Regions from separate parts of the Homo sapiens genome. Here region 2 is linked to region 1. Evidence: chromatin contacts called from ENCODE Hi-C or POLR2A ChIA-PET data. All regions are on one chromosome and are shown on one strand. Each heading gives the region's core, a stretch centred on a gene start or an enhancer-like site at or near the end of the contact. The rest is flanking DNA. Distances are from core to core; before and after follow the strand shown. Region 1 overlaps FRYL (FRY like transcription coactivator). Region 2 has its middle 19 kb from the start of CWH43.

Region 1 (6,886 bases), core at 3,349-5,848:
GAACTGTGATGAAGTGCTGTGAAGGCAGTGAAGGGGATATACTCACAGAGGAAACCAGAGGGAGCCTGAGATAGGGTGGTCAGGGAAGGCCACTCTGTGGGAACAACATCAAACATGAAACTGTTCAGCAGGTGGGTATTCTTCTGAAGAATGAATCTTTATGCTCAAGCCCAAAAAGAAAAAAGGATAAAAGCAAAGGAACTCTGGCTGACCACGGTTAAAGTGCCAGAGTCCTATCCACTGGGCTCTTCCATTTACCTGAAATGATTCTCAGAGAACATCTGAAATACTCAGAGGGCTCCAGGAAATATTAAAGTAGATACTGAAATGCCCAAGAAGGGTTTTGAGATCAGAACAAGATCAGACAGGCCACTTGACTGGTTAGGTGGCGAGGGGACTTGCAGAGGACACAGTGGAAGTCAATGGGCTATTTAAATTGCTGAGGTGAAAGACAATTACTTTAAAAGAAAATAGTACACTGATAGTAATTAGGAAGAAGGCAGTAAGAATGAAAATAAGGAAACAGATTTCCAATTTTTCCTGCTAGATATTTCCTGATGTATTTGGTGACTAACAAAATGGAAAAACATAAGTAAAGTTAAAATATTCAAAGGTGACCCCCAGGCTTAGCGGACTCAGTAGAAGGTCATGCTGAATGTGGAATAGCCCGGTATGGGTCACATAAAGAAGAGTCTAGGCTATATATTAATAAATCTAAAATACAAAGGGATGAAAGTACTAGACAGCAGAGAAGTAGACAGATTACCAGTCCCACATAGCTCTCACGGCATCTTGTTTATTTATGAAGGGGAAAAGTGAATTATTTTCAAGTGCTTGCTAGCCAACAATAACCACACTTAATGAATTCAGCTGAACTGAGGAAAAAGAAAGCAGTAAAGAGACAATAATTCAAATATAGCAGTATCAAAGGTAAACAAAATAAACCACTCAATAATGAAGAGAATCTGTTGCTGAAACAGTTGGACCAGAATTCTGCCTAGAATTCTAAATAGAAAGGTTTCAGGTCATGTCCAAATTAACTGCTTATATTTAGAAGTATAAATCAAGTTTCTAATCATAGCTATAAGTGGGTTTCTAAAAAAGGTAAGTTTTATACAAATGTTACAGATTGGACCAGTGCAATAATATACTCATAAGTTAGCAACATAAAACCAGTAAGAAAGTATTTTAACTAAGCTCTGTAATTTGGGGTGTGGTTACCTATGCAGCAATTATATTGCTTGTGTAAGCCATAAGGTACAATTACTGTTACATTCCTGACACAGGTATTCATTAATAGCCCAATTTGTTCCTGGCTTTTGGTTTTAGTTCTTTTTATATATTTCACACATTTAAAAAACATTCCTCTGCTAGAATGAAACAGTCTAGAAGATCACACACCATACCAATTTCCTATCAAATTTGGCACAGTGCTAGATGATATTATTTATTCAAAGATAAAACATCTGCTCTTTCCAAATATATTTAAAAATCATTCTCAAGCTCCTTTGAAATAGAGATAGAAATATTTAATTACTTGAAACAACAGTTTTTGAAGATATTGTTAATTAAAATCCAGATTTTAAAATTTCTATTCAAAAAGCTCCCAGTTACTGGATTTGTATTTTTATAACATAATGCATATTTATTTTATTGTCTTGAAGCTGGAATTATTAATACCAACATAGTTTCACTGACAATACAGGTTATACAGATGCTTAGGGAAGAAAGGGGTATCTGCCATCAAAATTGGCTAGTCCTAATGGAACAGAACGAGTAAAATTCTATGAATCACCCATAGTGTGAATATAGCAGAGCTGTTTTGAGCATGAAGTAGGTACTATTAATAATGATGCCAGAAAAGAGACTTAAACTGCAACTACCCAGGGTGTACGGAGACCTCTTACAGTCACCTTCTCCATGAAGCACTCATCACAAAGTAAAGGCTCACTATTTACTGCCAAAACTTGCCTTGTTTCCTAAATTGTCAGTAGTAAACTACATTTTCAATCAACTATAGGTTCTTTACCATTAAAGCCACCTTTGATATCACTCTAGTTTTAAACCACAGAGGTGAGTCAGCAAGGCTGTAACAAAATAAAGGTCTAAACCAGGAAAGGAAGAGCCAATAAACTGCAGAGGCAACCAAATATAAGAGCAAAAATAACTCTTAAGAGGACAAGGCCAAGCACAGTGGCTTACGCCTGTAATTCCAGCACTTTGAGAGGCCAAGGCGGGCAGATCACTTGAGGTGAGGAGTTTGAGACCAGCCTGGCCAACATGGTGAAACTCTGTCTCTACTAAAATAAAAAACCAAAAATTAGCCAGGTATGGTGGCACACACCTGTAATCCCAGCTACTCGGGAGGCCGAGGCAGGAGAATAGCTTGAACCCGGGAGGTGGAGGTTGCAGTGAGCCGAGACCACGCCACTGCACTCCAGCCTGGGTGACACAGTGAGACTCAGTCTCAAAAAATAAATAAAAAGTAAATAAATAAATAAATAAATAAATAAATAAGAATTAGAGAACCAATAGGGTTAAAAGGAAAAGATGAAAAGATCATCCAGTAAAATTCAATGGGCAAGTCCAAAACATAGATAAATGTTTATGCATGGTTAACCTTAATCAAAATGCACTGTATTCAAAGCAATTTAGAAAAAGCTAACTTCATAATCTTAATATTCCTTAAACCCCCACTCTAAACCTAGAAAACCAGAATCTATTGTTTAATAAGATCCCCTACGTGATTCTTAAGCACGTCCAACTTTAAGGGCTACTTAACAGGAAATTTTGGAAGCCTAAGAAATAATAAAGAGAAATTTTCTGTATTGATTACAATGAACGTTTCATAGTTTTTTTTTAAAGTTTCTTCATCAAGTTGACTAGAAATGTGCATCAGCTTATACTTCCTCTTGAGGACAGTGTAAGAGATCATCAAACGGCCCATTTAATCTTAACTCACTCTTTAGAAACACAAAAACCCATCAAAAGTCTAAGTAAAAGAACTAAGTATAAGAAGAATTTAGGTAAGATTACTATGATTTACTTTGTAATAACTAAAATTATTTTGGATTGTTTAACAGTTTAAATAAGTCAGTGATGGCATGTTTGCTTTGCTAGATAGACTAATCCTCATCCTGATTGCCATCTTTCTGCAAAGAATCATCTGAGATGGTCTAGGTTACCTTTACAGCTAATTTTTTTTAAAACAAAACAAAATGACTCAGATTAATAAATTTTATTATTAAAATAAAACAAAGTATGTATTCTACCCCCATATGTAGCAGGATGGGGTGGGAGAGATGAGTGGAAGGCATGTAGGTATACCCTAGTGGACAATCCATTCCACTGAGGACAGGTCATTGAAGACAGGTCCATACAACAAAATAACTAATAAAAGCAACCACTTCAGAACTGCAAATCAGGATACTGGGCACATACAGGAAATGTGTTAAGCCAACAATTGTTATCTCTAAAAAATAAAACATCCGGCCTTCCAAAAACAGTCACACAGAATCACAGAACCCCACCCCCTCGCTTTTTTTTTTTTGAACTGGAGAGATTTTAGCAATCATTTATCATAATCTCTTAAATTCCATGAGACAACTGAAGACCAAGGAAGATAAGCAATATAGTAGGATCTCAAATCAAATTAATAAATATTTACTGAACACCTGCTACAGATAAAACACTATTCCAAGGGTTACAGAAAATAGAACTAAGTATAATATTGGACCCTTTCTTCAAAGCTTCCATTCTTTTTTTTTGGAGACAGGATCTTGCTCTGTCTCCCAGACTGGAGTGCAGTGGTGCGATCTCAGTTCACTGTAACCTCCGCCTCCCAGGTTCAAGCAATTCTCTTGCCTCAGCCTCCCCAGTACCTGGGATTACAGGTGCACACCACTACAGCTGGCTAATTTTTATATTTTTAGTAGAGACAGGATTTCACCATGTTGGCCATGCTGGTCTCAAACTCCTGGCCTCAGGTGATCCACCCACCCTGGCTTCCCAAAGTGCTGTGATTACAGGCGAGAGCCACAGCGTCCGGCCAAAGCCTCCATTCTCTATTTCCCAGGTAAGTTACTTGTATGTAGCTCTCTGATGTTACCAATATTCTTTTCTGTGGTCTAGCTTAGGGGTTGGAAAACTGACCCCCAAGGCCAAATCTGGCCCAACAGCTGTTTTTTTAAATAAAGTTGTAGTAAAATGCAGCCACACACATTCACTCGCATATCATCTAGAACCACTTTGGCTCTACAAAGCCAGAGCTAAGTACCTGCGACAAAGACCTGTGGCCTGCAAAGCCTAAAATATTTACTATCTGGCCCTTTACAGAAAAGGTTTACTAACTGCTGTTCTAGATTGATCATCGTTTGCTTAATTTGAGGTGGTTTTTTTGTTTTTCTCTTTCCATTTTGAAACTAAGGCTGGAGATCGCATCACTGCACTCCAGCCTAGGTGACAGAGCAACACTCCATCTCAAAAAATTAAAAAAAAAAAAAAAAAGAAAGAAAGAAACTAAGACTGGTTTTGCCTAGGGAACCATTGCCTACTGAGCAATGTGCTAGATGGTTTTGAAGGACAAGTCAGTGAGCTAAATATGGCAACTGACAGCACTTCTTGTTAACAAGTAAAAACTTGCTCTGGTACATGAAAGCTAGAGGACTCTTAACATTTATTTAACAAAGGTTTACTAACTGCTTAAGAAGTGCTTGCCACTGGGCTAAGCTCTGGGGTACCCACAAAAGTCAGACCAACTCAGTCCTCAACCCACTATCTGGTAAAAAGAAACAATACTTTCATGTTAAATAGAATAATAACTGAGGCTAGGCGGTGAGGAAAACTTATTAACCCCAACGATAGTCATACAAGAGATTTCCACTCCCCTTGTAGATTCCAGTTTCAGGAAGTCACCAGAATTGGAGGCTTATTAACTATAGCTGCCTCAACCCAAAGGCCACAACTTGTATCTGGGTGGGGTTAACCCTTGGACTGAATATTGCTTCCTGAATTCCCTTTATAGCATTTGATTTTTGTTTAACCTTTACAGAATATTCCTTTAGTTACATTTTAAACTTCAACTTAGCTTTATTCTTCTTAACCTATTCTACTCTTCTTTTTAAAACCGTATCTTTATTTTTTCAATATTTTGAGATAGACATTTTATTGTCTTATTCATCTTTTTACACCTTTATTATTTTAGTATGTTTTACTTGCTATTTATTTAGCGATACATTTACTTATCAATACATTTTTCTTATCTCCTTTGTTTCAATTATTTTACCTTAGATTCAATACTGCTTTCCTTTTGCTTCTTAAGTGAGGAATAAGCAGCTGTGATCATCAAAACAGTCATCCACCAGGAAGGTGCAGCAACTGAACAATTAGAGCAGGTGCAGCCTCAGAGTGGAGCTGAGTTCTGGGAGCCCTACGGTGTGCCTCACCCTTTAGTTTATGAAACATATGGTGGTCCTGGGATGAGGGCAGGGGTATTTGAGCATCACGAGCAATTGGGGGAGGAGATTTAGTAGTGGCTAAATATCAACTGATATGACAAATGGTAATATTTTAACAACCAGTGTCACCATACCAGTACATACTGGATATACACCAGTCTTGTGACTAGTATAATTTGCATTATAATTTATAATAATATTATAAGGGTATATATATATAAAGGATATATATGTAAAATTATATTAAAGGGATATATATAATTTTTATTACATAAAAATTTTATTAAATAAAAATTATATATCTCATTAATTATGTATATCCTCTTTATATATCCCTTATATTATTATTAAACATATATTTAATACATAAACATTTTTAAAAGATGGAGGAGACAGATGTATGTTTACTTCAATTAAGTTTCCTGCAAATTCTAAAAGCCAAGGAAATAAAGATCCTGACCCTAAATTTAACCATACTTAACTGTCCCAATTTTTAATAATATACATCCGTGTAACTTTGGGAGGCAGTCTAAAAAGACAGCTTTTAAAATAATTTTTTTACTGTCAATTTTTTTTTTACATTTTTTAAAATCATTTTTTACTTTTAATTTTTATGAATAGATAGTAGGTGTATATACACATGGGGTGCATGAGACATGTTCATACAAGCATGCAATGTGTAACAATCACAGGGTAAATGGAGTACCCATCACCTCAAGCATTTATCCTTTGCATTCCAGACAATCCAATTATACCTTTTTAGTTTTTTTAATGTACAATTAAATTATTTTTTACTATAGGCTGGTGCAGTGGCTCATGCCTGTAATCCCAGCACTTTGGAAGGCTGAGGTGGGTGGATCACTTGAGGTCAGGAGTTTGAGATCAGTCTGGCCAACATGGTGAAACCCATCTCTACTAAAAATACAAAAATTAGCTGGGCATGGTGGCACACACCTGTAATCCCAGCTACTTGGAAGGCTGAGGCAGGAAGACTGCTTGAACCCGAGAGGAGGAGGCTGCAGTGAGCCGAGATTGTGCTACTGCACTCCAGCCTGGGTGACAGAGTGAGACTCCATCTCGAAATATATATATACATATACATATATATATGTATATATATATAATTTTTTTTACTATAGTCACCCTGCTGTGCTAGCAAATACTAGATGTTATTCATTCTTTCTAACTATTACTATTTTTGTAACTATTGACCATCTCCACTTCCCCACTCCTAGCCTCTGATCTCATCACTGCTTTTCCCAGCCTCTGGTAACCATCCTTCTACTCTATCTCCATGAGTTCAACTGTTTTAACTTTTAGCTCCCACAAGTGAAAACATGTGAAGTCTGTCTTTTGTGCCTGGCTCATTTCACTTAACATAATGACCTCCAGTTCCATCCATGTTGCTGCAAGTGACAGAATCTCATCCT
Region 2 (6,551 bases), core at 3,351-5,850, 300 kb after region 1:
CTATTTGAAATGTATCTCCTCCTCTGTGCTATGATCTGAAATTTTTGGTCATAATTTCCTTCTCAATGTTAGACTTTCTCTTGATTCCATTCTTTATTGTAGCCACTTTTGCTTCACATTCCATTTTTTCCCCTGAATTTTCTTCCAGTTCTTTAATAAGTATATGACAAAGTTGGGCATGGTGGCTCATGCCTATAATCCTAGCACTTTGGGAGGTTGAGGCAGGAGGATTGCTTTAGGCAAGGAGTTTGAGACCAACCTGGGTAACACAGTGAGGCCACACCTCTACAAAAAATAAAAAGCCAGGCATGGTGGCACGTGCCTGTAGTACTAGCTTGGGAAGCTGCAGTGGGCAGGTTGCTTGAGCCCAGGAGTTTGAGACTGCAATGAGCTGTGATTGCTCTAGGGCACTCCAGCCTGGGTGACAGCAAGACCCTGTCTCTAAAACAAAACAAAACACAATTAAAAAACCCCAAAACCAATAAATAAATAAATAAATAAATAATAAGTCAAATGATGTCTGTCACTTTTCACTTGGTTTACTGGAACTTTCCAAAGCAACTTTCCAAATTTCTGCTAAAATGGCACATTCCCCGGTCAGTTTCTCCTTAGCAGGATCCCAAAACTGCTTGCAGCCATTCTAATGCCAGAGACATCAGGCAAATGTGACAGACAGGAAGTTCTAGTGAAAGGAGACAGTTGTCTGAACCAGTTGTGGTTAAAATATCTTACTTTTGAAAATTTTATGTAAACATATGACCAGGTGAGCACATTGCTGGGACCCCTTGAAAGGGTCATTAGCTCCATAGGAAACCTGCCACATCTCCCTGTAATTCTTCTGTTCCCCAGGAAGTGCCAGAGTTTGAGGACAATTTTGTATGACTTACTGGTTCCATTCTGTTGTTCTTGTCTGCACAAAAAAATTCATTTAGATCAGGTGGATGGAAAGTCAGTCTAAAATAGAAAAATTCAGAACTAGATTTTTTAAAAATATACTTTTTAAGGTACAAACTAGAAAACAAAAGACTGGTCTGGTTTTGTTCCTGGAATAACTTGACCTTGGGTAAATCACATACTAATTTATAAAATCAGAGGACTGGTGTATCTACCCAAGGAAATAAGTAGTTAATTTCTAAGATCCCTTCTAACTCTAAATCTTGTAAACCAAAAATAAAATTCTAAGTCTCCCCAACCATTTTAATTCACCCATCCTCTGGGCCAAGAGCATTCCAAAGTTAACCTGAAAAACTAGTTCAGGCCATGATGGGAAGGGGAAGCCAGACATGCCTCATTATACCTGCCTCAGTTTTTAGAAGTACTGATAGAACAGACTCTTTAAGTCTGGTAAGAAACATTTACAATCTATTCTCTGAAGCTTGCTACCTGGAGGCTTCCCCTACATGATAAAACCGTGGTCTCCACAACCCCTTATCTTAACCCAGACATTCCTTTCTATCGATTCCAAGTCTTTAGACAGTAACTTAACAAATCTTTCGGCAAATTGCTAATGAGAAAATGTTTGAACCTACCTGTGATGTGGAAGCCCCTCTGCTTCTAGTTGCCCTGCCTTTCCTGAACAAACCAACGTATATCTTACTTGTATTGATTGATGTCATTTGCCTCCCTAAAATGTATCAAGCCAAATTGTAGCCTGATCACCTTGAGCACATGTTCTCAGGAGCTGCTGAGGGGTGTGTCACAGGTCACTCACATTTGGCTCAGTATAAATCTCTTCAAATATTTTACAGAGTTTGACATTTTTCATCAACAAACTCTATGAACTTAATATGCATGTAGAATACACACTAGGCTGTTTCCAAGAAGACAGCACATCAAGCCTCTTTAAAATTTAAAAATGAACTTGCAGTAATTACTTGTAATTAGTGTAATTATCTTTTATAAGTGTGCTACTAGGTTGGAATATTTTGGTTTTAGTAAATAGACTAAATGTTTGAACTAGTCACTATGTCATGCATATTATTAATTGGCCTAAAACCTCACATACGTCTATTATACTATGCAATTTTCATATAGTCCTATTTGTGGTGATTACCACAGATTCAGTATTGTCAAATTAATATATGTATAGGTATACATATACAGTACTTGGCAAAAGCATCCTTTGAATCAGTAGACTTTCTTTTCTGTTGTTGAAAATTTGGCACCTTCTAGGAAATGTGTGTTTTTAAAAATAAATAAAAGATAAAAGTCTTTTGCTATAATCTACTTTGTATTTCAAAGTTTTATTGTTTCTTGGGGAAGATTGACGCTATTGTCACCATAGTATTGCAACCAGCCAGTTTCTAAGTTTTCAGATCTGTGAAAGCAGGTGTTGGGCCCCATTCTTTCTTTCCCCAAAGGCCCTTATACAAATTGACACCATCCCTCCCCAGTGACCTGCTTTGCATTCCAGAGATCTCCAAGATGAACAGGGATTCTTTTGTACACCCTTTATCATCCTCCAATGCCTCCTGGACAATACACTTCAAAACCAAGAGGGGCTGATCAAATGATTCTTCCTGGGACAAGAAGATGTGCTGCAGCTTCCATCTGCAGAGAGGAGACCAGCTGGAATAACTGAACACCTTCTCTGAATAGGTCCCTTGTTTGAAGTTGGCCTTAGTAAGTTCCCCATTACATAGACAACCAAGCAGATGCATGGCTAGTGATGCCACATATTGGGGGAAACTCTTAGACCCTAAGGACACTTACTAGGGTAACACTTATGGCCTATCCTTACCAACTGGCTTAAGTCTCCCTCAGGAGGTACTGGTGGTTTGGGAATAAGTTGCTGGCCTGCTTCATTCAGGCTTTTCCCCTCCCTTTCTGTTTTTGGGATTGGCCTGCCCCAGAGCACACACTCTGTTCTGCAGTTGGTTATGAAATACAGGCTCTGCATCTGTGGGTGAGACCTGTGCTTTTTCTAGGGCTGCCTGTGGCTGTGTGGGTGAGTCTGCCTAATTCTTGGGTTCAGTTATCAGGACACCCATTGTTGTTGCATACCTAAGCCACATGCTCCCTTTCAGCTTTTATGAGCAGTCAAGCTGCTGATTTTTACATCTTTATCTGCTTGATTCCTTTATACCTTTCAGTTGGTTCAGAGATTGAGTGGGGAAGAAGGCTGTTATGTATATTGACTCTCTCAAACCTCCACACTATGTGCTAGCCACAGGAAACTAAATTAGTCAAGACATAGTTCCTTTGCAAGGTGAATGGACAATCTGGCAACTATGAAGACCCCAAAATGACAAACTTGCAAGGATAGCGCACACCCAAAATTGGGCAGTCACAATTCTCTACCCCTTTATTCACCCAGCACAAGTTACTCCACCCTCTGGATGAGCCATCACACAGGACTACTTGTGGACTTAACTATGTATATTGAAGCTAATGTTGAGAGTGGTATTGCAACATTTTTTTTTTTCTGTATGTGTGTTGGAATGGGAGAGACTAGACAGGGAGGTGAGGGAAAGGGAGGAGCAAGCAGGCTGGAAACTCTTCAAGGCAGACTCTGGTGCTAACTGGTTGTAACCTGCCAGGGCTCAGTGGGGTGCATTATCTCATCAGCCTGGTCCTGCTCATTTAATTCAGCAAACTCCATTTGAGCATGTGCTAAATGGCAGGTGCATTTCACATTCTTTGCCCTTGGTTTCAAGGTCCCTTCATTAGGCTGTGCTGGCATGCTTGGTCAAACTTCTGATTTAGACCAACTGATTAATCCTTGAACCCCAAATACAACTTTTCTTTGCTTTACTTTGTTCCTTTTCTCGGTGTCACTCTGTTCAGCTGGAATGGGCTTCTCCCAATCCCTGCCGTTTGTGATCCTCTCCATCCGTCCAAGCCATCTGCCTTGACTGCCTGAGTGGATGTGAGCTTTTACTTTACAGGGACCCTTCTTCTGCTATTCTTGAATCTGTTTCTTTAATGAGTAACCAGATGAATTTCATTTTCTTCTCCAGATTCTCTCTGGTGGGGCCCCTGAATTGGTTTTTCATAGTTCTGTCCCATCAGGCGTCTGATATAAAATGACCTCACAGACACAGAAGCAATCTCATACTTCTCAAAAGACACATATGGGTATCTATTTGATTTATAGTTTTAGATATCCTGTTTCAGCTCAGATTATACACTTTTGGAGGGATGTATGTTTTGCATCTTTTAAGATACTTAACAACTGATATTTAATTAATAGCAACAGAGAATGCACAAGTTTCACCCCAAATTCTGTAAGACACATATCAGAGAAGTCTACTATGAACTCAAAATGCTTTATCCTAAAACTTCATATGCATTTTGCATTCTTCTCTGTAGTATATCCATGCTTGTTTTAATATAAAAATGTTATGAATTGCTTACCCTGAATAAACCTAATGCTCCAAGCAGATCTGCAATGTTGAATTGCTGAGTCTATACCATTTGATACACTGCCACCTACCCCTGTCGTGTATTTCAGTTTCAGAAGCATGGGTAGTAGATGCTCAAGAAATGTTTATTGAATGAAGAAACGAATGAGAAATTTGATAATACTAATGGAATTCTTGTATTTAGGTAACTCCTTCTAGAAATTTATACATTGAGTCACAGTTTTCCAAGGGAGCTAACTCACAGCATGATGTAAGTTGCATTTGATCTGTGGTTTCTTTCAAGTCAGACCAGTTAGTGCACTGACGCAATCATTCTTTAATTGGCTTCACTTTGCTGGTGGGAAAATGGAGGCTCAGGAAGGTAAATGAGCATCACAATATGCCATTCATAACTAGACCATCGCAGCTCTGCTTCTGGGGCCCCCAGGTGACTCTCTCCTTCATGCCCTCAGATCCTCAGATCATGCCCCCAACCCCTTCCAAAGGCAGCTCTTATCCTGCTGGACTGTGATCACCTGAGCTGACTCCACTTCTGGGCCATGAGCTCCTCCTGGCTGGGACTATGTCTTGCTCATCTCTATGCACTCAGGGATGATGATGGCCCCTCACCCACAGAGGGCTCACAGTTAATGTTCAGAGGATGACTACGTAAAAATGTATATATCCAAGAAACTGCTGAATGATCCATACATTTTTTTTTAAATATAGATTTTTGATTTCCTAGACATGCCTTCTAAGTAAACCTTAAAAAGAATCTGCTAGGATGGTGCTCTTGATGATAAGTCTAAGTGAAAGAAAACCTAATGTTCATGTTAGGATATGAACTCAATGTTTCTTAAAACTTTTTTATTTTATTTTTACTACATTGAAAATGTTTGTTCAGGCAGACCTTTTTACTTTGGGGGCACCAAAGTGATTGATGCCCTTTAATCTCATTGAGAAACCCTCTTGGCCCTGGCCACAGGGATAAATTTGGTTGGCACTTCTGGCTCTGCTGCTACAGGCACATGGCTTGTCTGGTCCTCTGTGGGGATATTAATTGCCATCACTGCTCCTTTTTTAGGAGCCTGTGTTATATCTGCTGCAGGACAAATGGCTTTTCATATATCCACAGAGTTGTATATTCATCATCACTTTTGGAACATTTTCATCATCCTCCAAAGAAACTCCATACCCTTTTGTCATCACTCTCTAACCTCCCCTACCCTCCCATCCTCTGCCCTCATCACCCCCTGCAACACATACATGCATGGGAAACTAGCCATGTGCACAATGAGAAAGCTCTGTTGCAAATACAATAAGTGACTTTGAATATGAATGTCAGGATTATTATTATTATTTTAATTTATTTAATTTATTTATTTTTTTTAGAGATAAGGTCTCACTATGTTATCCAGGCTGGTCCTGAACTCCTGGGCTCAGGCAGTACTCCAACCTAGGCCTCCCAAAGTGCTGGGATTACAGGTTTGAGCTACCACACCTGGCTGCAAGGATTACTTTGTTTTCAAGTGACTAAAACCCAGACTAAACAGTCTTGGACAAAAGGGAGAATTTTCTGACTGTAATGGTAATTTTATATGTCAACTGGGCCTTGGGGTGCCCAGATATTTGGTTACATATTATTTCTGGGTTTGTGTGTGAGAGTGATTTTGGGTGAGACTAACATCTGAATCAGTAGACTGAGTAAAGCAGATTGCCCTCCCAAATGTGAGTTATCCTCTTCCAACCAGTTGAAGGCCTGAATAGAACAAAAAGGCTGGCCCTCCCCCAGATAAAAAAAGGAACTCTTCCTGCCTGACCACTTTGAGCTGGCAGTCAGTCTTTTTCTGTCTTCTGACTCAAACCAAAACATCTGGTCGTCTTGGGTCTTGAGCCTCCTGGCTCTTGGACTGGACTTACACCATTGGCTCTTCTGGATCTCCAGCTTAGCAACTGCAGATCTTGGGGCTTCTCAGCTTCCATAATCATATGAGCCAATTTCACATAATAAATCTCTCTCTCCACCCCCCTCTCCCACCACACAGACACTCACATACTCACAGACACATTCTATTGGTTCTACTGGTCTGGAGAACGCTGACTCATACATTGACTAATAGGATCCATGGAACTATTGAACAACCAAACCATTGAAAGAGCACAGATGCAGCTGGATCGTAAAACAGAATGAGGGGCTCAAATGCTGCC

What was found. Hi-C counts contacts between places; a loop is a spot of excess contacts on that map. ChIA-PET counts read pairs that join two places held with the same protein, here RNA polymerase II (POLR2A). Pooled maps may share reads with other maps.
Region 2: a map of dorsolateral prefrontal cortex shows a loop between it and region 1 (3-fold over the local background). The contact joins two enhancer-like sites. A Hi-C loop is called at or near these places in 3 of 168 maps with a recorded cell type or tissue (CD4-positive, alpha-beta T cell and dorsolateral prefrontal cortex) and 4 of 50 pooled maps. POLR2A ChIA-PET finds 5 or more read pairs at or near these places in 1 of 52 experiments (T-cell).

The regions. Positions count from the first base shown.
Region 1 is chr4:48,663,898-48,670,783 of GRCh38, forward strand. All of the region lies in intron 3 of FRYL (FRY like transcription coactivator), which reads right to left. Among named protein-coding and RNA genes, the nearest start is that of FRYL, 110 kb to the right of the region's middle. Within about 2 kb of position 4,599, at least 3 of the 41 ENCODE cell types and tissues checked have a DNase peak (open chromatin) inside an H3K27ac peak, as active enhancers do.
Region 2 is chr4:48,964,376-48,970,926 of GRCh38, forward strand. No RefSeq gene overlaps it. Among named protein-coding and RNA genes, the nearest start is that of CWH43, 19 kb to the right of the region's middle. Within about 2 kb of position 4,601, at least 3 of the 41 ENCODE cell types and tissues checked have a DNase peak (open chromatin) inside an H3K27ac peak, as active enhancers do.